Regions from separate parts of the Homo sapiens genome. Here region 1 is linked to region 2. The links are chromatin loops, found by intact Hi-C in ENCODE. Cell type or tissue: IMR-90. All regions are shown on one strand. Each heading gives the region's core, and the rest is flanking DNA. Links, peaks and the distances in the headings are about the cores only. Region 1 has its middle 200 kb from the start of LINC00376. Region 2 overlaps LOC124903236 (a long non-coding RNA gene).

Region 1 (11,537 bases), core at 2,488-7,487, 310 kb before region 2:
TCTAACTTTCTTTCATCAATATTTCATGTGCAAATTACCATTTCTTATTGATTAAAATTTGGCTGTTTTTACTTTTTTAACATATGTTCAATTTCATTAAAGTTATCAAATGTATTAGCTGAGGATATTCACAGAATTTGACTTTTTGTCAATCTTCATTTTATTTTATTCTATTTCTAATTAATTATGCTATAAAGTGGTTGTTTTCCCCTTTCTTTTGTCAGCATCCTTGTTAATATCAAATGCGGGAGAAAGAAAGAAAAAAAATCTTAAAGGTATTCATGTTTTGTACTTTTAAAATATTTTTTTTTCATAATTTCATTTTTATGTTATACTTTTTTCTAGTTTATTAAGGGATATCCTAAATCAATATATTAATGGTAAATTATCAAATAATATAATTTTTTGTGTTCAAGCTTGCTGCATCAGAAACCCTTCCACAACTTTTCTCTCAAATTTTGAATTATTATATTTACATTTTTATTTCTTTATTAGAGAGTAAGTTCAAGTTTTTCCCAACACTTTATAGGAATCAAATACTCTTTGATTTTCAACATAAAATTTTTAGTCAATGAATACATAGAAAAGTCAAATGGCTTTTTTATTCTCTAAGATCCCAGAGCCAATAGCATGAATGATAGTGAAGACAGAGGCAGCCTCAATAAAGATATATCTCTATGTGAGTGTTTTCTTTTGAGGCGATTGCCTATAACTTTTATGGCTGTAAGCTGCTTTTTAAAATAATATAGCTAGATTTACAAGCAAGATATTGTAGTGCCAATAGCCTTTTTGACAAATGACACTGGTACAACTGGATATCCCTATGCAAAAGAATAAATTTGAAACCTACCTCATGCCATCGGTGACTTAAATATACAAGCTGAAACTATGAAACTTTTAGAATACAAAATAATTATAAATCTTTGTGATCTTTGATTAAGAAATAGTTTTTCAGATATGGCTCCAAAGCACAAGTAACAAAAGAAAAAAGATAAATTGGATTCAAAATTAAAACCCTTCTGTGTTTCAAAGGACACTATCAAAAAAGTGTGAAGATGATCCACATAATGGGTCAAATCATATCTGACAAGCTTCTAGTATCCAGAATATATAATATTATCTTACAACTCAATCATAAAAACAAATTGCAGAATTTTTTAGGTTAGGCAAAATATTTGAATAGACATATTGGCACGGATGATATACCCAATAACATTGAAAGCATCTGAAAATATAGTTCATATTAACATTTGTATATGGCTCTTCATAGCAGCATTATTCCTAATAGCTAATATTAGCCAAGGGCTGAGAGAAGGGAGAATGGAGAACAAATGCTAATAGGTAAAACACTTCTTTTCGGTGTGAAAATATTCTAAAATAGACAATGGTGATGGTTGCACAATCTGTGAATAAACCAAAAGTTCTAAAAATGCTGAAATTCACTAAAATGTGTACTTTAAAGGGTAAATTTCTTTTCTTTTCTTTTTTTCTTTTTTTTTTTTTTTTTTTTTTTTTTTTTTTTTTTTTTTTTTTTGAGATGGAGTCTCGCTTTGTCACCCAGGCTGGATTGTAGTGGCGCGATCATGGCTCACTACAACCTCCACCTCCCAAGTTCAAGTGATTCTCCTGCCTCAGCCTCCCGAGTAGCTGGGACTACAGGAGTGTGCCACCACGCCCGGCTAATTTTTTGTACTTTTTAGTAGAGACAGGGTTTCACCGTGTTAGCCAGGATGGTCTTGACCTCCTGACTTCTTGATCCGCCCATCTCGGCCCCCCAAAGTCCTGGGATTACAGGCGTGATTATATATGAATTTAAAATGTGGGAAAATATATAATAGTGTGTGTGTGTGCACGCGTGCGCGCGCACACGCATGCACATGTATGTGTATGACTGTTAAAACATCTGCAGCCTAGAAATCTGATAACTAACATTTGGAATCACTTTACCTGCAGATGTTTGTTGAAGTTGTGGAAACTGAGATTTCAAAGTGACGTATAAAGAAAATATGTAGAGATTCTAGGTACAGACTTTGGAAAACATCCACACTTAATAGGGAAAAGAAGGAAAAAAGAAGCAAGAAAACTTTCTGTGAGAAACCCTACATGACGTTTCACCATAGACACATATGTGTGTAACCCTCACTGAGCACTAGTCAGTATGAAAGGTGCCCTTCTTTGTAATCCAAATGGTCATCTCTAGCTCCTCAATGTGACCTTCTAAACAGTACATATTTGGGTTAATCATTTATTCATCTTATGATTCTCTTAATTTGTCAAAATAAATCTGCAGTCCATTTTCTATGTGTGTTCTAAGTAGTGTTCTATGCACTAAAAATCCAGGATACGAAGAAAAAAAATCTCTCCCTTTCATGGAGGTTACATAGCAGTGAGGGTGGCAAGCCATATATTAAGTGTATATAAAAACATCTACAGTGTTTCAGATGGTCATAAATGTTATGAAGAAAAATAAAGAAGCGAAATGGATAAGGATACTGGGGTCATGATGGGAGACTAAGGTTTTCATTCACTTTTGAATTTACCTTCAAAAAAAGAGTGTAATTTTAAATACAGAAGTCAAAGGAGGTCTAACTGGAGTGATACATTTGAGTAAAGACCTGAAGGTCATCATGGTGCAAGACCAATGAGTTTCTTGGGGAAAGACTTTTTTTTTCAGGCACAGGAACAGAGAGGTATAAATGCCTTGAGGCAGAAACATGCATCTAACAAATTACAACTTGGAATAAAAACACATTCTACTTTGTGTAATCTAATGTCAATATGCTCAATTAATTAATCTTCAAAGTACTATGTTATCATACTTTATTTGTACTTGGGTGAATCTATGGTTTGTGGTTCATGTATCATCAGATAATAGCTTTTTCAGGGGCAGTTTTCAGATTACCAAATGAAAGTATACATGGATTCTGTGTGTTGTATACTGCTGTATACTCACATATTCAATTTCTCTAAGACTTAATGATTATTGAAAGTCTAGGTACTTTTCGTAGGTTCTCTCACAAGTTTAATTTTTTTCTCCCTCCGGAGGAGTAATAGGTATTTGTGATATGAGCCTTGCTGCATAATCCTTACTTACAACAATGGTTTTAAGATTTTGGGGCATTCTTTGTCATCAATAAGATTACACAATATGATTTAAAAATGAATTTCATTTATACATTTAGATTGAAATATAAGCAATTGATAATATATGAATTAAGCATATTGGATTAGTATTTTTATTAGTCTGAACAACATATTACCTGTCTTTGTTTGCATTCTTCATGACTTAATGTAATTCAATATAACATTATCAAGAATGTAAGGATAATGCTCTTTTCACAAATTATTTCTCCTCTAGTGTTCAGTAATAGCCACACTAACTTTTCACAGTGGTGACAGCTATGTAAGGAAGTGGGAAACTTATCCATAGCAAACTGCAAAGGTAAAAATAGTAATTTGCTGCCACTGAATGGTTTTTAAGTCATTTTCTTTTGTATGTAAAATTAATTAAACAAGCAAGATTGAAAGTTGACACACTGTGGATTTTATTTCTTTTGCCTAATATAGCATATTATTTCCATCTAAAAATAATACTCTGTTGTAATTTCCTTTTATTTTCTCCTTTTAAAATATCTGAAAGTTTAGTTAACTATATCTGGCATTAAGTGATTTTCCCCCAGCAATACGTTTTGTATACAGATCAGATACTTTCATATATTATATAAAACTCAATTTGTCATAACTAAACCAGAAATATTTTTCTATAATAAAAATGCTATGTACAGTTTGAATTTTTGCAGACATTAAAAAGAATAAAAATGAAGCTACTTGTAAGACATAAATGGCTTGCATAAGAAACTTGAAGGTGCTATTGATGCAGAGAAAGAAAAATAATTTTCTATGGCAGGTGTTCCACCGATATTTGCATTGGTTAAACATAATTTATTCATATATCATTCTTTCATCATACTTCATGATAATAAACACAATTAGGATAGAATGCCATAAACAATTATACATTTTAAAGGAAACTGAATTTAGTGCTTTGTATTATGGCAGCAACATTTCATCTGCTTAAATATTGTTTTGTAAAAAGTACAAGGCTTTTGCTAATAAAAGCCCTAATGATTAGTTGTTGAAATCACTGAAGATTGTCGAGGTTGTGGTAGATATCCTAAAAATGTTTTGTTAGCTCATATGAAAGATGAATGCGTCTATAAGAACTATCGTGTTACCTTCTAAATTTATATGGTTTTGTTTCTGATGCTTTATAAATATCCTTAGGACTATTAAAGTTCCAGCCACTGAATAAATGGTATTTAATAGCGGTGTGGAGAAAAACATATGCTTAATTAGTAGAAAAATAAGCAAAAAAGTTTACTATTAGGAGATAATAACTCAGTTAGTTCTGTATTGCTTGGACAGCTCTTCAAAAATAAGAAAATAACTTATTTTACCAGAAAACAAAATGCTGTAGAAATCCAAAATTTATTTTTTTGAGTTATTAACATAGTGGGTTATTCCCATAGTGAGTAAGTACATTTAGTTGGATAGCATTGAATATCTACTTTTACTCAAAGGTTTTCCAAGTAAACTTTTAAAAAGCCTTTATGTAAATCATTTAATATCATTTTAGTAATGCTAATAATTTTACTTTTAAACTTGCTTTACATTGCCACTAGGTGGAACCAGTAAGCCTTATTATTTCTACTAATACATTTTTGTCCTATATGTATATACTGATAAACTCTTCAACTAAAAATTCTAGAAATCTTTCAATACTCAAATCCCTGAACTCTGTGATAGGCGTCAAAGATTAATTATTAATCTAACAATACTGAGAGCAAATACTAGAGCAAAAACAAACAACAAATATCACCAACACAAAAAAATTGAGTAATTTAAAGATATCAAGAAAGAATATGCAGTTTTTGAACAATGAAGAGAAAAAATAAATCAAAATTAGAAACTGTACTGACATATTTATTTATCAATATTAAATTATGTCTGGGTAGAAATATGTTAAATGTACCAAAATAGGTATATACCAATTTTTGAGTTACTAATATTTATTGGGAATCATTAAATCTTAGATCAAACATATTTTGAATGTTTCCATATAAACATTATTGCTGGTGACCAACATAATCAGCTAGTTTATAATTTCCATTTGTGTTGGCACTTTATTTCTCATATTAATCTTTTTATCTGGACCTTTATAAAAGACTAAATGAAGAAGGGATCAGCAAATAGAGAATGCATGGTGGTCACATAAAAAACTTTCTCTGCCTTCATTTAGAGACTTAATTTTTTTCAATACATCTAACCCCCAGAATTAGAAAACACTAGTTGATAGTATGTTCTATAAAAGAAAGAAACAAGTAAGAGAAGTGACAGCATAGTTAGAAAGTAGCATTCTTGAATGTTTCTATAACTTCAGCTTGGAAGGTCTGGAAATTGAGGCTTAAAAAGTTTGGTAGTTTTCACCAAAACAACTACCTTTTAGAGCTGGTTTCTTACATAAGATACCATGGTCTTAATCCCTATGCAAAAGAAAAGCATGACTGGAATGTAGCATATAAGGGACAAGTGAAAAGCAATGAACCATAAAATAAAAACTTAGATCATTAAAGGCCTTGAATGGCATGTAAAATTTTTTCCGGTATTGATGATAATTGTAACCACTGTAATTGATAAGGTAATGTGGGGAATATGAAGACTAAGAATAGAAGAAAGAAAAGGGCAAATAACAAAAAAGCAGCATCTATATTAATTTGCTAAAGCTGCCTTAACAGAGGACCACAAACTGGGTATCTTAAAACAACAGAAAATTGCGTCTTACATGCCTGGAAACTGTAAGTTTCAAATCAGGGTTGGCAGGACCATAGTCCTATCGAGACTTTGAATAGATCCTTCCTTATGTTTTCCTACCTTTTGGTGGTGGCCAGAAATCCTTGCCATTTTCCTTTCCTTGCAATATTGATAGTGGCAGGAGGCAGACGAATGCCTAGGCAGATAGGGGTGGGTCCTTGGTGAAACCCACCTCCAAGCCGAAGACAGTTTAAAGCCTGAAAGCCAAGCTACAGATCTGTGGACTGGATTGAAAACCTGTCTTTTCATTTGGTGTGCTTTCCTCTGATTGATCTCCACCCTTCACTTATTTTACATATACCTACCCTTTCCTATTTGGTTTTCTACACTGCCATGCCCACTTTTGAGTGGTGCCTTTGCTTTAGCCTTTCTTTGCATATTCACAAACCAATCAGCACACATTCCCCAATTCTGAGCCCATAAAAGCACTACCCCCACATCCTCTCTCCAGTGAGAGCTGTTCCATTGCTCAGTAAAATTATTCTCTGCTTTCCTCACTCTTAGATTTTCAGCATATTCTCATTCTTCTTGGAGGTGGGGAGGGCAGCTGCCTCATGTGACAGAAAGGGCGGTGTGATCCGAGCCAGTCCCAGGGCCACAGGCCGAGGCAGGGCAAGGGCATTGCCAGCCAGGTGTCTCCAGCTGGCAAAAGTAACAGAGAAATATCCTGCATCAACATAACCTTCTTCCCATTGTCTTACCTCTGTGTTTGTCTGTGTCTGTGTCTAAATCACCCCCCTTTTATTAGGGCGCTTGTCTTATTTGATTGGGACCCATTCTAACAACCTCAAGTTGATTAATTGCAAAGATCTTATTTTAAAATAAATTATGTTCACAGTTTCTAGGTGTTAAGAATTCTACATATTTTGGGGGAGATATAATTCAAATTATAAAACCATTGTCATTGTGCTTCTACAACAAAATACCTGAGACTGGGTAATTTATAAGGAGTAGAAATTTATTTTCTCACAGTTCTGTACATTGGGAAGACCAAGATCAAGGCACCAGGCTGTTCAGTGTCTGGTAAAAGCCTGTTCCTTATAGACGACAATGTCTAGATGTCCTCACATGGTGGAAATGATAAAAGTACAAAAAGGAGAAAGATGTTATGTCCTCTCATGGTGAAAGAGTGAGCAGAAGGGACAAAGAAAGAGAGAGACAGCTCCCAGGAATTTCCATTATAAATGCTAATCCCATTCATGAAGTCTCTGTACTCATGACTTAATCACCTTCTAAAGGTTCCCACCTGTTTCACATTGATGATTAAGTTTAAACGTATGAGTTTTGGAGAACATATTCAGATCACAGAAACCATCTTTAAACAAAGTACTCAGGAAATATTACGTATATATCTAATGGAAGAGTCTACTAAAAATGCAGATTTGATCAAGTTGGTTAATGGTTAATGCCAGATTTTTAAGTAAGAGTAGGACTGAAGAAATTCTGTTAAACCTAGCAGCAAATAACGTTGGTAATGTTAGCAAAAGTTGTTTTAAGAAACATAGTAGATCTAGTAGAACAAATTTTAGTGAGATGATTATGAATTATTAAAATATGGATATTTTATCAGGAATCTTAATTTTGAAAGGAAGATAATATTGTTTTTGCTTAAGATGGGAAAGTCATGTGCAAATTTAAACTGTTACAGGAAAACAAAACAAGTAAAGATGGAATGTATATGTATATGCTATATTTAAAGGGGGAAAAACAACTTACTGAGGATGGTGAGGTGGCATTAAGAAATTTGAATGAAACAGAATTGGATTGATTGGTCTTTCATAGAGTCTTTAAAGAACATGAGAATAATGTTGGCTCATTCCAGTGTTTTGAAGCTATGGTGAACTTCAGTAAAATATCTAATAATTTTTTAGAAATAAATGGTGAAATCAACTTTGAATATAATTTGATTTTGGTAAGAACATGATTGACGAAAATTTTGAAGGTTTGAATTATCACTATGCAGAATGAATGAGATAGCTGAGTAAAAATATAAACATCCAGCAGTAGGTGCCCATTTATTTACAAAGATTGCAGTTGTACACAGTAACCCAAGTACGGAAAGGGAAAGTCACAAAATTAGAATGATGGAGCTTTGGGCTGAAGTGTAGTTATGTAGCTGGTAAGCTTAATGTAGGATGGAAACTCTGTGGTGACAGGTATAAATAAGAAGTGAAAATAGAAGGAAAAAACACGTACTCTCTAATTTAATAATATTAGCCCATTTTACCCTCCGAACATTTCAAAAATTACCTTGAACATATATATGATTTTAATATTTTTTATATAAAAAATGTAGATCTATCCATGTGAACTTTTGATTTTGTCTTAAAGTACCCAAATAATTGAATCAATTATTGACTTACAGATTTAGGTCCGCAAAAATTTATTTAATTTTGAGTTAAATAAAGAAAATAAACAAATTGAGGTTCAGGACTTGTACCTATATTAAACATATTGATAAATATAGAAAATGTGTCTTTCTTTATAAAATGTTAACATATCAGGAAAATATCCAAAAAATTATTGAATAACTCTGTTTCAATCAGTATTTACAGTCACATGGCCACATACAGATATGTATCATTTTTCTAGGACTCTCAGAGTATGTAAAATATACATCATAGTCATAATAGCAAATGGGTCCCGTGGGCAAAAACCAAAAATGTTAATGGGCTCTTGATGTAGAATATTGTTGATGAGTCACTGTGTCTCCATTTAAGCTGAGAGGGTTTCTTTGTTGTTGTTCATTTCTTTTTAATGAAAATGTCAGCAAGCTAGAAGTTCTTAGCTCACAAAAGCTTTTCGCTGAAGGTGAAACTACAAATATCCCAGTTAAATTTGTAATTATGTTTAAGTGTCCAGAGACAAGAACACATGTAGAATAAGGGGCAAACTCATCATTATTGCTTGTGACCTACCCTCACAATAAATACTTGTAGAATTAATTGTGAAATCAAGATATCATTCTCACACCAGGTTGTTCACAGGTCAAGGAAAAAATACAGAGCAGTTGGCTGTAAATGATGAAAAAAATAAAAATTAAATAAATGGAAATGTAAGAAAGAGATAGCTAAATAGGTTTCATTAACTTCAAATAGCAGGAAAGCTGAAGGTGGCTGGGTGTGGTGGCTTATGCCTGCAGTCCCATCACTTTGGGAGGCTGAGGCAGGAGGATCACTTGAGGCCAGGAGTTCGAGAACAGCCTGGCCAACACTGCGAAAACCTGTTTCTACTAAAAATACAAAAATAAGCTGGGCGTGATGGTGGGCACCTGTAATCCCTGATACTCAGGGGGCTGAGGCAGGAGAATCGCTTGAACCCAGGAGGCAGAGGTTGCAGTGAGACAAGATTGTACCACTGCACTCCAGCCTGGGCTGCAGAGCAAGACTCTGTCTCAAAAACATAAATTAATTAATTAAAATAAAAAAGAAAAGAAAAGAAAGAAAGAAAAGCTAAAGCTAATGTTTTTTGGTATGGTGTTTTTCAGAACCAGACACAAAATTTAAAACACATGACCTTTCCACAAGGTAGTATTTCAGTAAGGTGTGCAGAACTCAAAGGAAAATAAAATTTATCTTTTAAAAATACTCAGTTCATGAAATATAAATCCTCCTAGGTTAAATCAATTCATTTTAAAGTATATTCTATAAAACTGTTGGAAATATACAGTTAAGGCAGAGTTACTTCTCTTTGTAGCAGTTATGACTCCTAGTTTAGTAAATTACAAGAAATATAACATAACCCAGATGAAATAAAAAGAGTTATTACAACCTACTTTGAAGCTGTAGAAGTATGGCTGGCTATAATCACAAATGGGACTAGGGTCTGAGTCAATGTTTCTTTGGTTCTCTTGATGAATGGTAACAAAAGGCTGAGGAGTTCTGGGTCTCATTTCTGTAGGCCACTCTACCCTAAACAGATAGAGGCTACTCTTTACAACACAAATCTTATTCTTTGTTCTGATTGAATCATTCTGGGCCTGTCACTATGGTAATGGCTGCTGCAATCACTCCAGTTTTCCTAAACAAGAATAGTTCTCACTCCTAGAGGTAGGGGTAAATTTCATTTCACTTTGGCTCTATTGTGTCCCAAAATAGTAACAAGAGGCAAATTGTTGTGGGGCTATGAGACCAGAGATGAGAAATATTGTGAAGTTTTTATTGACTATTCAAAGAAGTGGGGAGTTGGCAGTGGTGTATCCAGAAGTGTGGAGAGGGGAAGATCTACCTGAGGAGCAGGTTTAAAAAAAGTACATTGACTAGAATTTTGAAACAAAACAAAACAAAAAATAAAGTCAAGTAAAAGTTGCTCTACTCCTTATTATAACCATGTGCTCACAATTCTAAACAATGTCTCTGATAAATTACCCACCCCTAAAACTTCTTCTTTGGTTTATCTAAATTTTATTTTAATATATGTATAATTTCTTTGCAATAAAATGCATATATTCAGGTGTACCGCATGATTAATTTCGACATATACTTTGACATATACACCTACATAATCACTAACTCTCTCATCAACCTATGGACTATTTCCATCAACTCTGAGAGTACTCTTGGACTTCTTTTCTGCTAATTCCCTACCAAACTCCCAGAAACAAATACAGATAGGAGTCAGTTAGCACAGAGAAGTGTTGCCTGTTATTCAAATTCATGTTAATGGGATCACACAGTGTGTCTTCTTTTGTGTCTGGTTTCTTGTGCTGCATATAATAATGTTCAGTATTAGTATTTATTCTCTTGATTGCTGAGTAATACCCCACTGCATGAATACAGCATAATATGTTCACCCGTCTTCTCTTCATGGAAATTTGCTTTCAACCCCAGTTTTTTTTTCTATTATGAATAAAGCTGTTATGAGCCTTTTTGTAGATATTCTTTCAGTTTTTTTGAGCAAGAAAAAATAGATAGTATAATTGCTTGGCCATAAGGTAGGTTTATTTTCAATGTATAAAAAAATTGTCCAGAGTTTTTCAAAGTAATTTTATAGTCAACTTCCTTGAACATTATATGAGAGTTCCAGTTGATCCACATCTTTGTTGGTACTTGTTATTCTCAATCTGTTAAATGGAGTCATTCTCCTGGTGTGTATAGCTATTTTATTTTAGTATAAATGTGCATTTTTTAAATGATAAATGATGCTGAGGACAATTTGGATCAATCATTTGGATATCCTCACTTATGTAGAGAGCCTGTTCTCATGTAATAATTCCTCAATTCTATAACTAAGATTTGCATACATTTATCATATTTAAAAAATAATATGATATGTTTACTTGTTAATCTTAGTTTGTCAGGGATGGTAGTAAGGCTGGCGAGAATTTTTCTGCTGTGTTCTTCCTTTCCTGAGGTGTTTTCTCATTCTCATTCACTAATGGTTATATCTAAAAGTATTTTTAACTACAGAATTTTGTGTTTGTTACTTGGATCTCCTTTATTTGAACCATCTTTATATGTGTGTGTCCCTTCCACCAGTTCTATTTGACTACATATGCTCACTCTCTATTTACTTCTGTTCCAATATCACTTTATTAGATAGGATTTCTTAAGTATTCTGTTAAAAATAGCAAAATAGTATAATTTTAGACCCCATATACTATAGTTTTTTAAATCTGAACACTTCTTATTCCCAGATAGAATATGTTTATATTTCTCTTTTTTTCT
Region 2 (11,537 bases), core at 4,313-9,312:
ACATAGTTGGTAACACACTACATAAGAAAAAAACTACCTTTTTTTCTTTACTAATTTAATTGTTTTTAAAGATCAAGGATCTATAATTTCAAAGTAAAGATGATTTCGCTTATTTAAATATAAAGATATATTTATATTATATATTATATAAATATATAATTATTTTAAGGTAAAGACATAGATTTTAGTTATAGCTAACACCAGGAGGAAAAAGAGCAATACTCAAATTCTTTATTGTGTCATCAACTTATCTGTAGGCATCAATAAGACCTTTCAAAAAATTTTTTTTTTTTTAAAAAGGAGTCTCACTCTGTTGCCCAGGCTAGAGTGAAGTGGCATGATCTCAGATCACCACAAGCTCTGCCTCCCAGGTTCACACCATTCTCCTGCCTCAGCCTCCTCAGTAGCTGGGACTACAGGCACCTGCCACCACACCCGGGCAATTTTTTGTGTGTGTTTTTAGTAGAAATAGGGTTTCACCGTGTTAGCCAGGATGGTCTCAATCTCCTGACCTTGTGATCTGCCCGCCTCAACCTCCCAAAGTGCTGGGATTATAGGCGTGAGCCACCATGCCTGGCCAACCTTTCAAAAATTTTATTTCCCAAATTAAAAATGTACAAGACATACCTCTTAACAACCCCTTGTCACATTAGACTCAATGGCTAAATTACAGTATAACAAGATCTGATTATAATCAACTCCCTTATTGATTGAAAATGTTTTTAAAAAGGTTTGAAATAAAAGTAGTTTCATGTTTGCAACGTTATGCTTTCTTTTTATTTTTCTTTTCTATAATCATGCTTTTTTCTCTACATTTGCAGATTCTGTCATATCATTATGACAGGAATATAAATATTAATGTTTTAGCCTGTTGAAAGAATTACAGAATAGGGGATTCAAATTAATGTCTTATTAATATCTTTAGAACTGGCAAACAATCACATAATTTATATTACTTCAAAACTCCTACTAATATAGGTTTATTTTAATACATTTTTAAAAGCTCAAGCTTCAATTTTGCTTTATTTACTTAGAAGTTGTTCTATACTATACCCTTATAATAAATGCCTTTTAGAACTACACATTTATGTCAGCAGAGTTCATATAATCATTCTCCCAACACGTATCTTTATATATTGTTAGTCTTTTATAAAAAAAATTATGTCATGTATTAATATAATATAACCAAAACTTTTTTCAAAAAAGTTATTTTCTATTTCAAAGTTTAATTTAATAAACCTTTTCACTATAACACAATTTTTCATTTTCATATTAAGAGGTCAGTTGGAAGAACAGACACTGGGATTTTTAGCACAGTATGGGAAGAATTAATTACACATCTTCAATTAAGACCAATTAGAGTTGTACTTTCGCTGGCTTGCACACCATGAAAGAACTCTACCAAAATGTCTAATAAGCATAGACAGTTCATTAATGTTAAATTTGGTCTCCATGTCTATTTTCATCTCCTGTGGTGTTTTGTGGGTTCCTAAAAACTCCTGGAAATTAGGTATTAGAGATGTATAACATCATTTATAGGGATTTTAAATATTAAACAATACATTAATAGGTTAGCATTAGTTATATTCCTAGAATGTGGTAAAACATTTCAGGAAGTTTTGGATTTAATGATTTGATAAAATGAAACTTAATAAATCTTTACCCTAAATCTTTTATTCAGGAAACCATTACCATGCTGCACTAAAATGAGTCTAAAATGCTCCATGTCATTTTTAAAAGGACTAAAAACTGTATTTCTATTAGCAATTATTATATTTGTTGTATATATCTTATACAATATAGAGAATCTTATTACTTCACATTTTCAATGTGCTTTTCTCTGTGACATGTACATGTAAATAGTATATTTCACATTGGAAAGCACTTTGAACCTTTGCAAATTTGATCCAAAATAGAAATTACAGCAATTAGTAAGCTAATAAATGTGAACTTTAATGTTAATTTCTTATACAGAAATGAGTTATGTTTGATAAAATTGTCAGTAGACAGCTGTTTAAAACTGTCTAAATATTTCTTTCAGTAAATACTCTGTATATTTTTGAGACAATCAAGGCATTAAATGTAGCAAAATGTTTTAGACTAAAACAAATATTTTTATTTGAACAACTTGACTACTCCCTGTAGAAATGGCTTTAGAGTTGTTATATAAACATTACACTTAAATGCAGGTAAAACTTGAACCAAAATGTTAACCACAATTAAAAATACCAAATAAATACCAACTGGCCTAGAAAACGCCACTGATCTTAAATTTTGGACAATTACAGGCATGCAATTATGTTAAGATACACATGTATATGGTCAGTTAAATTGCAACCATGCAAATTATTGAGAAATGCCAAGTCTTCAACAAACATGTCAAAAAAACCTTATATCTGATAAGAAAAACAATGTAAGTGAGATAAACAGTGTACTTTAGCCCATACCTCACATCATAAAATAAATAGTTCACACTTTATTGAACACTTACCCATGATGCACTTACAAAAAAAGGGAAAGAAAAGATAAATAAGACTTCATAAAAATTAAAACTGACTTAGAAGTCACCATTGAGCACATAAAATTGAAAGCTATAGATTGAGAGAAAATATTTTAATATATTTCTACATAAACATATGTGTGTGGGAAAATATGTGTAATGTATTTGTACAAATAAATAGTAAGAAGATAACACTGTGTGTGTGTGTGTATGTGTGTGTGTGTGTGTGTGTGTGTGTGTTGAGATGGGGTTTTGCTCTTGTCACCCAGGCTGGAGTGCAGTGGTGTGATCTTGGCTCACTGCAACGTCTGCCTCCCAGGTTCAAGCAATTCTCCTGCCTCAGCATCCCGAGTAACCAGGATTACAGGCACACGCCACCACACCTGGAAAATTTTTTGTATTTTTAGTAGAGATGGGGTTTTGCCATATTGGCCAGGCTGGTCTCGAACTCCTGGCCTCAAGTGATCCACCTACCTGGGCCTCTCAAAGTGCTGGGATTACAGACATGAGCCACTGCAACCAGCTTAATACAGTTTTTTTTTTTAATGGGCAACATATTGGAAGACACTTTGCAAAGGCATACGTACCAATAATCAACAAATGCATGAAAAGTTGTTCAATATTGTTTTTCATCAGGAAAATGCAAATTAAAACTACCATTAGATATAACTTCACATCCACTAGGAAGGTTATAATTAAAGTGACAAAATATTGGAGAGGAAGAGTAACTGGAACTCTCATACTTTGCCGGTAGAGTATGAAATGATAGAGCCACTTTGGAATTTAGCTGAAAGCTTCCTAGAAAAGATCAATATATCTCTATTTTATATTACTTTATATGAGGCAGTCATTCCACTCCCAAGTATTTAACTAAAAGATATGAAAAGATGTCCATACGGAGGTGAATACAAGAATATTTGATGCAGTTTTATTCAAAAGAAACAAAAACTAGAAACAATACAAATGTCTACTAACAGAAGAATGAGTAAGAAATTATCACATATCATTTCAGTGAAATTATACTCACCAATAACTAACAAAATATAATTACACCTCATGAATTACTCTCAGGAAAATTATTTTAAGAAAAAGAAGCAGACAAAAAAAGCCCATACAAAATGATTTAATTTAAATGAACTTCAAGAAAAAGCCAACCTAATTTGCAAGGATAGAAATAAGAATCACTGACTAGAAAGGCTCACAGAAGGGGCTGATTAAAAAGAATAAAATAAATTTCTAAAGTGATGGACTTGTCTATATCTTATATATGACAGGTGCATATTTGCCAAAATTTATCAAACTGTACATTTATGAACTGTGCAACTTATATAATTATATATCACCTATATAATGATACATAACATGTTATTTAATATTATTTTCCTGTGTAGTTTTGTATATAGTAAAGTGTTAATAGCTATAAAATATCTGATATTATGGCTTACTTTTAACTTAAGTAGCTTGCCTGCCACTGTGTTATTGATGGTGGCAGAAGAATTGAGCTTCCTGTGTTGGAGTCAAATACTTTTATTAGTTATGTTATGAGAGGCAGAATGAGCTGTATGCCTGCATCAGTTCCCTTAAGACCCAAGTCCCATAGGAGCAATGTGGAGTGGCCCAGATGGGTGCTGCACATAAACAATGGGTTTGTGTTACAACTAAGGGATCCTGAGTTTAGGAAACCCTTAATTTTATAAGTAAGCTTCTAGTAAACTTGTTCAAATATTATTCTACAGAGATAATATATGTATTGTTCTATTGAAGGATTGTATCTATTTCCTGCCCTGAAGGAAAGTACTGTGTCTATCTTTCAAGGCTGTTCTCTATACAAATATGCTGGAAAAGAGATCAGGAAAAAATTTATATTAGTCATGCAGAAAGGTTATGAAAATACACAGAGGAAGCTTAAGTACATATTACTAAGTGAAAGAAGCAGTCTGTAAAAGGATGTATGTTATATGATTCCATCTATGACTTTCTGGAAAAGCCAAAACTATATACACAGTAAAACAATCAGTGATTGTCGGGGGTTGGATGGGAAAGAGAGATCAACAGGCAGACACAGAGAATTTTCGGGGCACTAAAACTACTCTATATAGTAGTATAATGATGGACATGTTTCACTGTATATTTGTCCAAGCTTATAGAACATACAACACCAAGAATAAACCTTAATGTAAGCTAGGGACTTTGGGTGATAATGATGTGTGAACATTGGTTCATCAATTGTCACAAGTGTTCCACTCTGGTGGAGTATGTTGATAATTCGGGAGTCTGTGTATGTATGGGGCAGAGGATGTACAGGAAATCCCTGTACAATCCCCTCAATTTTGCTGTGAATCTAAAACTGCTCTAAAAAATAAAGCCTATTTTTTAAAAGTTAAGAAATACCCTAGGGAAAAGGAGCAGAATTGGGAAGATGGTAGTCAAAGGATACAAAATTTCACTTAGACAGGAGCGGTAAGTTCAAGAGATCTATCACACAACACGCTATGACTATAGTTAATAACAATACATTGCATACTTGAAAATTGCTAAGACTAGATTTAAGTGTTCTCACTATACAAAAAGTTTTTTAAAAAAGAAAAATAAAAAGAAACACATTGATATTTAATAGCTTGTGTTTTGAAAGGGTGTATCATGCTTATTCATTGAGAAATATATGAGAGGGAGAGCAAGAGAGAAACGACACAAATACTTTATTGTGGTAGGTAAGAAAGAGAAGAAGATCATAAAATAAGTCTTCTATCATTAAATGAAGTGACTCCTTATCAACCCCCTGCAACAAAATAAAAACTGAAACTGTATACTATCTATCTATACATATATATATATATGACAACAAAAAAGTAATACATGCTGTGGTCCACACATGTATGACATGGAAGGTCTCTCAGCTTTGGGGTAGATGAATATTAAATATATATCTATATATATTTGGGTAATAATTAAATATATATGTATATATTTGGGTAATATATGTAAGTTTTCATAAAAACTTTTTAGAATTAAAATAGGCTTTTCTAATTAAGAATAATTTTTCATTGGTTCACTCTGTTCAGAAAAAATATAAAAGGACAAGCCTTTGGCCTATAGATGATTGACTCTCAAAACATCGTCCCCAACTCTAAATTTTGATTCTACACTGGGGCAGCTTTTCACTATGAATGTAGTTGCGAATCTTTGTTTATTAAATATTTATTGCATAAATATCTTATCAGGCTCTGGTCTCTGGGCCTTGAATTGTGAACTCTGTTCTGGCTGGAGTCACAGTATCACTTTGGGATTACCATCTCCATTAGCACTTTTATATTTCTTACTTAAGAAAATCTGAAGTAGCAAAAAATTGAATAGGGGATCCCTTGCATCCTCCACTGGCCCATGAATCTTAGGATATATTAAGGTATATTCCACTGCGGATAGGGTTATTTAAATCTTAATGCCAAAGAAAAAAATTGTAATTGCCTGGTGGGTTCTTCTTGCTTGCTGCATAGATAGAGCTGATTTACCGAAATAGAAGTATTGCAGCTGAGAAAGAGCTTAATAAATACAGAGCCAAATGGAATTGCAACAGTTTATTACTCAAATCAGCCACTCCAAGAACTCAGAGGCTAGTGTTTTTATGGCTAATGTGGTGAGCAAGGGGCTAGGGAAGGGGTGCTGCTGATTAGCTGGAATGAAGTCACAGGGGTGTGGAAAACACTCCTCATGTGCCAAGTCATCCTCTCGGTTTAGCCACAAGACTACTTGAGTCATGAATCACAACTCTGGGTGGAATTGGCCCCCAGGATGTAAAAGCATGAAAAACATCTCAAAAGATCAATCTTACGTTTTATAATAGTGATGTTAGCCATAGGAGCAACTGGGAAAGATACAAATCCTGTGACCTCCAGAACAGTGGCTGAACTGTGTTTACATTTCACCAGAAGGCAGGCCCCTCCCATGATCCTAATCTCATAGCCTTTCATTAGTTTTACAAGGTTTTGGTCCCTGGGCAAGGAGAGGTTAGTTTTAGGGAGGGACTGTTATCATCCTTGTTTCAAAGTTAAACTACAAACTAAATCCTCCCATGGTTAGCTTGGCCTATGTCCAGGAAATAGTGAGGACAGCCATCCTTTGAGGCTAGAAGCAAGACTGATTCAGCTATGCTAAAATTCTCTCACTATCATAATCTTGGCAAAGGCAGTTTCAAGATAATGAACTAACAAAAAGCTATCTACTTAAAGGCTCCAGGAAGGAACTTTTCAGTAGCATCCCTGAGAATAAAGACAGTGGTTCTGGCATTCATGAAGCTGGTAGGATGCAATTCTTCAGGGTGACAACGGCAATGACTTCTGTAAAGTGCACAATAGTCTCACTATGCATATGCCACAGGCATTCACTGTCTACTGAGCTGTGAAAGGAACTACTGGGCAGGAGGGCTCTATGGAGATGATGCCACTTCACATTTAAAAATCTTTCCATTTCGCATCATTGCCCTGAGGAAAAATCCAAACTAAAGCTGACCTCTAGGTATATTCCACACTTAACTCACATTCCTTTTCTTTTTCTTTCTGCTTATGCTCTGGATATAGCAAACACTTTGCAATTCTTGAAGGAATGGGTGCTTTCTGTATCTCAAGGTATTAATCTATGTATTCATGTTGTTACACATTGTATAACAATTCCTTGTCCATCTCTTCCCACAGTTTGTAAGCTCTTTCAGAAAAGGGACTGTCTTTGTTGCTTTTATAGCATGAGTACGTGGCATATCACAGCAGTTATTATTATAAACATTATTCATTAATTTAGTGAATTAATTTTCAATTGAATACAAATAAATATTTTAAATTAGGAACATTATTGCTAGATTTATATGCTCTACTAAAATAGTTGTAGTAACTGTCCAGATTACAGGAAGAATACTGAGGCCTTCTCTAGAACATAAATTTGTGCATTCATTATGACAATTGGGCCCTTCTTACTCATGGTACTAATTAAAACACTATTACGTGTACTTGGCATTGAGCTCTTATCAAGAACTAATTTTCTTTTTGAAAATTAGTAGAAACAGAAGAAAACAGTAGAAAACAGAAGAAAATATCAGTCTTAAAAACTGATTAAATCTTAATGCACAATTATCAAATTATTTGAATAAAACAAACAACTATAAGGAATGAAAAGAAAGTACACTTGGAAGAGGGCTAAGCGGGCAACTTGAAAGACAAGTACATGATTTGACCTTTTGACTTGGAGTTTTATATGTTGGCATGATTCCAGGGTCTTGTGTTCTTTCTCCCCTGATTCTTCCCTTTGGGTGGGCTGCCGACATGGGTAGTGGCCTGCTGGCACTTGGAAGAGGAGCATGCTCAGTGTGTTTACTGGATTTGTATGCTTGTTCACTTCAGGCATCCTTCCCTTACCAGCTGAATGTCCCTAGGAGATCATATACCAGTTAAATGCCACCATTTTGCCTCCTAGTGTGCATGTGTGAGCCCACTCACCCAACTCCTGACATCTTACTGGCAAACTGCTGATGACCAGCTTCTGGTGTTTCTGTTTGCTGGAGTACTGGCTTTCTCTGGTGCTGGCTGTGACTAGTTATTATTTTAGAGAGACAGTTAACAATAGCCTGACCATCAGTTGTTGGTCGCCTGATATTCCTGGTGTGTTTGTGGTTGGGGGAGCCCTCTTCTGCTCTGCTCATGTCTGACTAGCAACTTACTGTATCATTTTTATGCTATGAAGATAGCTTCTTCTCCTGAACCTCCTGAACTATCTGTTTCAAACTTCTGCAGCTTCCTCACCTCTCTCAGTGTTCATGGAATTGAACAGAGTTCTGGCCTTGCTCTAGATTAGACTTTGGCTTAAGAGAGTTCTGGCCTTGCTCTAGAATGTTGTGGCTGGTTTGGTCCTCTATCCAGACTACTACAACTTTCTCCATATCAGCAATAAGTCTATTTTGCTTACTTATTTGTGAGTTCATTGCAGTAGTACTTTATTTTCTTTAAGAACTTTTTCTTTGTATTCACAATTTGGCTAACTATTGGTTCAAAAGACCTAGCTGTCAGGCTGCCATGTCTTTTGATGACATCCCTTCCTCACTAAGCTTAATCGTTTCTAGATTTTGATTTAATATGAGAGACATAAGACTCTTTCTTTCACTTGAACACTAGAAGCAATTGTAGGGTAATTAACTGACCCAATTTCAATAGTGTTGTACCTCAAAGAATAAAGGGGCCTGAGGAGAAGGAGAGAGATAGGGGAATGGCCAGTTAGTGGGACAGTCAGAAGACACACATTTATCAATTAAGCTTTCTGTCCTATATGAATGCAGTTCATAGCATGCCACAACAATTACAATAGCATCATCAAAGGTCACTGATCACAGACCATCATAACTGATATAATATTAATGAAAAAGTCTAAAATATTGTGAGAATTACCAAAACATGACACAAGGACACAAAACGAACACATGCTGTTGGAAAAATGGTGCTGATAGACTTATTAAATACAGGACTGCCACATACCTTCAATTAAAAAAACATCTGCAAAGCGCAATAAAGTAAAGCACAATAAAATGAAGCATGCCTGTGCTTGAAAGAGCTAGGACCATATTGACTTCCTAGGAGACATGACAATCCAAAAAATAAATTTTCTTATTAAAATAGTAGAATAACGAATTGTAATAGTAATATAATCATGACAATGTAGTGGCGATTACCATCGACCCCCTAAAGTTTCACTGAAAAATCTCTGGCAGGGTTGATTCATGAGAGAAAAGGTATACAATTTTATTTAACATGTATACACAAGTGCCTTCAGGATGAAGACCCAACTATCACGGATGCCACTGGCTGGGGACAGTGCTGCTGGTGGCAAAAGAATTTTCCAAGGAAGACGTGGGGAAAGAAAGGCAGATTTATTAGAGAGAAAGTATGCTGCAGGGAAGCAACAGGCAGCACAGCACAAAAGAGGCTGTTTACAAAGAGGCAGGGGTTGGAACAGCAAGACCTGATACTGAGTTGTACTGGAGGGGCTGCTTTCAGATAAGGTGTGCAGATAAGATGGTGCTGCTGGGGCTAGGAGGTATTTGGGAACAGGATGTCATGCCAGCCGTTGTCTGTGATTAGCTGTCTTTCCAAAGAAACAATTGTTCCCCCCACACCTGGGATCCCTTGCTCTTGTTGCTTAGCGAACTTATCAGGACTCCACACCAAATTTCTAATGAGTTACAGAAACTTATATATCATTCTGAGGTTACAAAAAGAAAGGGGGCTTGGATTCTGGTAAAATAGGTTATAGGAGGAGGCAGAAAAGGAATTCTATTGAGAGGCAATAAATTATTGTTAGGGAGAATAATTGGACTCAGGAACAGAGATTAACTTGTAAATAGTTTTCAATGGGATATAAATGATCTTTGGAGATAGTAAAAGTTTCTGCTAAGGTGTGAATCTTGTCTTTTTTTTCTGCAATAGATAATGTGATAACAGAGAGGGAAGGAAAAAACAATTGTTCTTAGTGGGTTTGGATCTTAGGCAGATAAAGGAACTTAAGTTCCTTTAGGAGAGACAGTGGGGACTGGTAGTGGGGCGGGGGGAATGGTCAGTGGTTAAGGGAGACCCTGAGGCTTCTCTAGTTTAGCATGTCAAAATGCCAGATTTTGGGGTACTGATTTCGGAGCCCCAAAAGCAAAAGTAGCAAATCCTGAAAGACAGGAATACGTATTTGTAAAGGTGCTGATATGCAATTCACACTGAAAAGCAAAAGTGTATTGCTGACATCCTAGAATTGACAGTGACCAAACATGAGTTGTGGTGCTTGTCTTAGTTATTTAAGGCTTCTATAACAAAATATCATTAAGTCTGTGGCTTATAAACAACAGAAATTGGTCGGGCATGGTGGCTGACACCTGTAATCACAGCACTTTGGGAGGCTGAGGTGGGTGGATCACTTGAAGTCAGGAGTTTGAGACCAGCCTGGCCAACATGGTGAAACCCTGTCTCTACTAAAAATGTAAAAATTAGCCATGTGTGGTGGCATGCGCTAGTAGTCCCAGCTGATGTAGGAGAATTGTTTGAACTCGGGAGACAGAGGTTGCAGTGAGCTGAAATCATGCCACCACCCTCCAGCCTGGGTGACAGAGCAAGACTCTGTCTCAAAAAAAAAAAAAAAAAAATCCAAAACAAACAGAAATCAGAAATTTATTTCTCACTATTTTGGAGGCTGGAAGTCCAAGACGAGATTTTTTTTTTTTTTTTTTTTTGAGACAGAGTTTCACTCTTGTTGCCCAGGCTGGGGTGCAGTGACATGATCTCGGCTCACCGTAACCTCTGCCTCCTGAGTTCAAGTGATTCTCCTGCCTCAGTCTCCCTAGTAGCTGGGATTACAGGTGTGCACCACCATGCCTGGCTAACATTTATTGTATTTTTAGTAGAGATGGGATTTCTCCATGTTGGTCAAGCTGGTCTTGAAATCCCAACCTCAGGTGATCCACCTGCCTCGGCCTCCCAAAGTGCTAGGATTACAGGTGTGAGCCACTGCACCCCACCTTGGGGTCTCTTTTAATAGGGCACTAATACCATTTATGAGGGCTCCATCTTCATGAATTAATCATCCTCCCAAATCCCCACCTCCAAATGACACTATACTGGGAGAACACAAATATTTAGTCATAACAGTGTCCTTTAGGGATGTTACAGGTAATTAGACAGGCATGAGTGGGGCAGGAGAGGGCTCTCCCCCACCACTAGGACTGTCAGGTGATGGCTTGGCAATTATCACATTGTCTCTCTAAAAGTGATAAGTTGGCAGCCAGCACCAGGGAGAAACAATCTCCTAATAGTCCACAGCTGTTAACATTAAAGTGTTAATTGAATGCAGATGCCAGGGAGATGCAACTTCTCCATTAAGATACAAAATAACAGAGTATGACCTTCTAGGGATATTTTTCCCTTTACTGGGTTCCACCAGAAAAAGAAAAAAAGCCTCAGATGGGCATGCGCACAACTTCCTAAACACACTGGACATGCTCACATCCCAAGTGTAAGGAGGA

Evidence for each region. A loop is a pair of places that touch in the nucleus more often than their neighbours do. Peaks named below come from ENCODE experiments on the same cell type or tissue, not always from the same donor. Only the 100,000 strongest peaks of a DNase experiment are listed, where the experiment ranks them.
Region 1: a loop joins it to region 2, with 2.6 times the contacts of the local background. A loop is called at or near these places in 2 of 110 quality-filtered maps.

What each region holds. Positions count from the first base shown.
Region 1 is chr13:63,120,380-63,131,916 of GRCh38, forward strand. No RefSeq gene overlaps it. Among named protein-coding and RNA genes, the nearest start is that of LINC00376, 200 kb to the right of the region's middle. In IMR-90, for the core only: a CTCF peak has its summit at 4,683 (motif pointing right); a DNase peak (open chromatin) is centred at 4,712.
Region 2 is chr13:63,429,628-63,441,164 of GRCh38, forward strand. All of the region lies in intron 1 of LOC124903236 (a long non-coding RNA gene), which reads left to right. Among named protein-coding and RNA genes, the nearest start is that of LINC00376, 110 kb to the left of the region's middle. In IMR-90, for the core only: no CTCF peak of the experiment used is centred there; DNase peaks (open chromatin) are centred at 4,414 and 6,214; H3K27ac peaks cover 1,634 bases.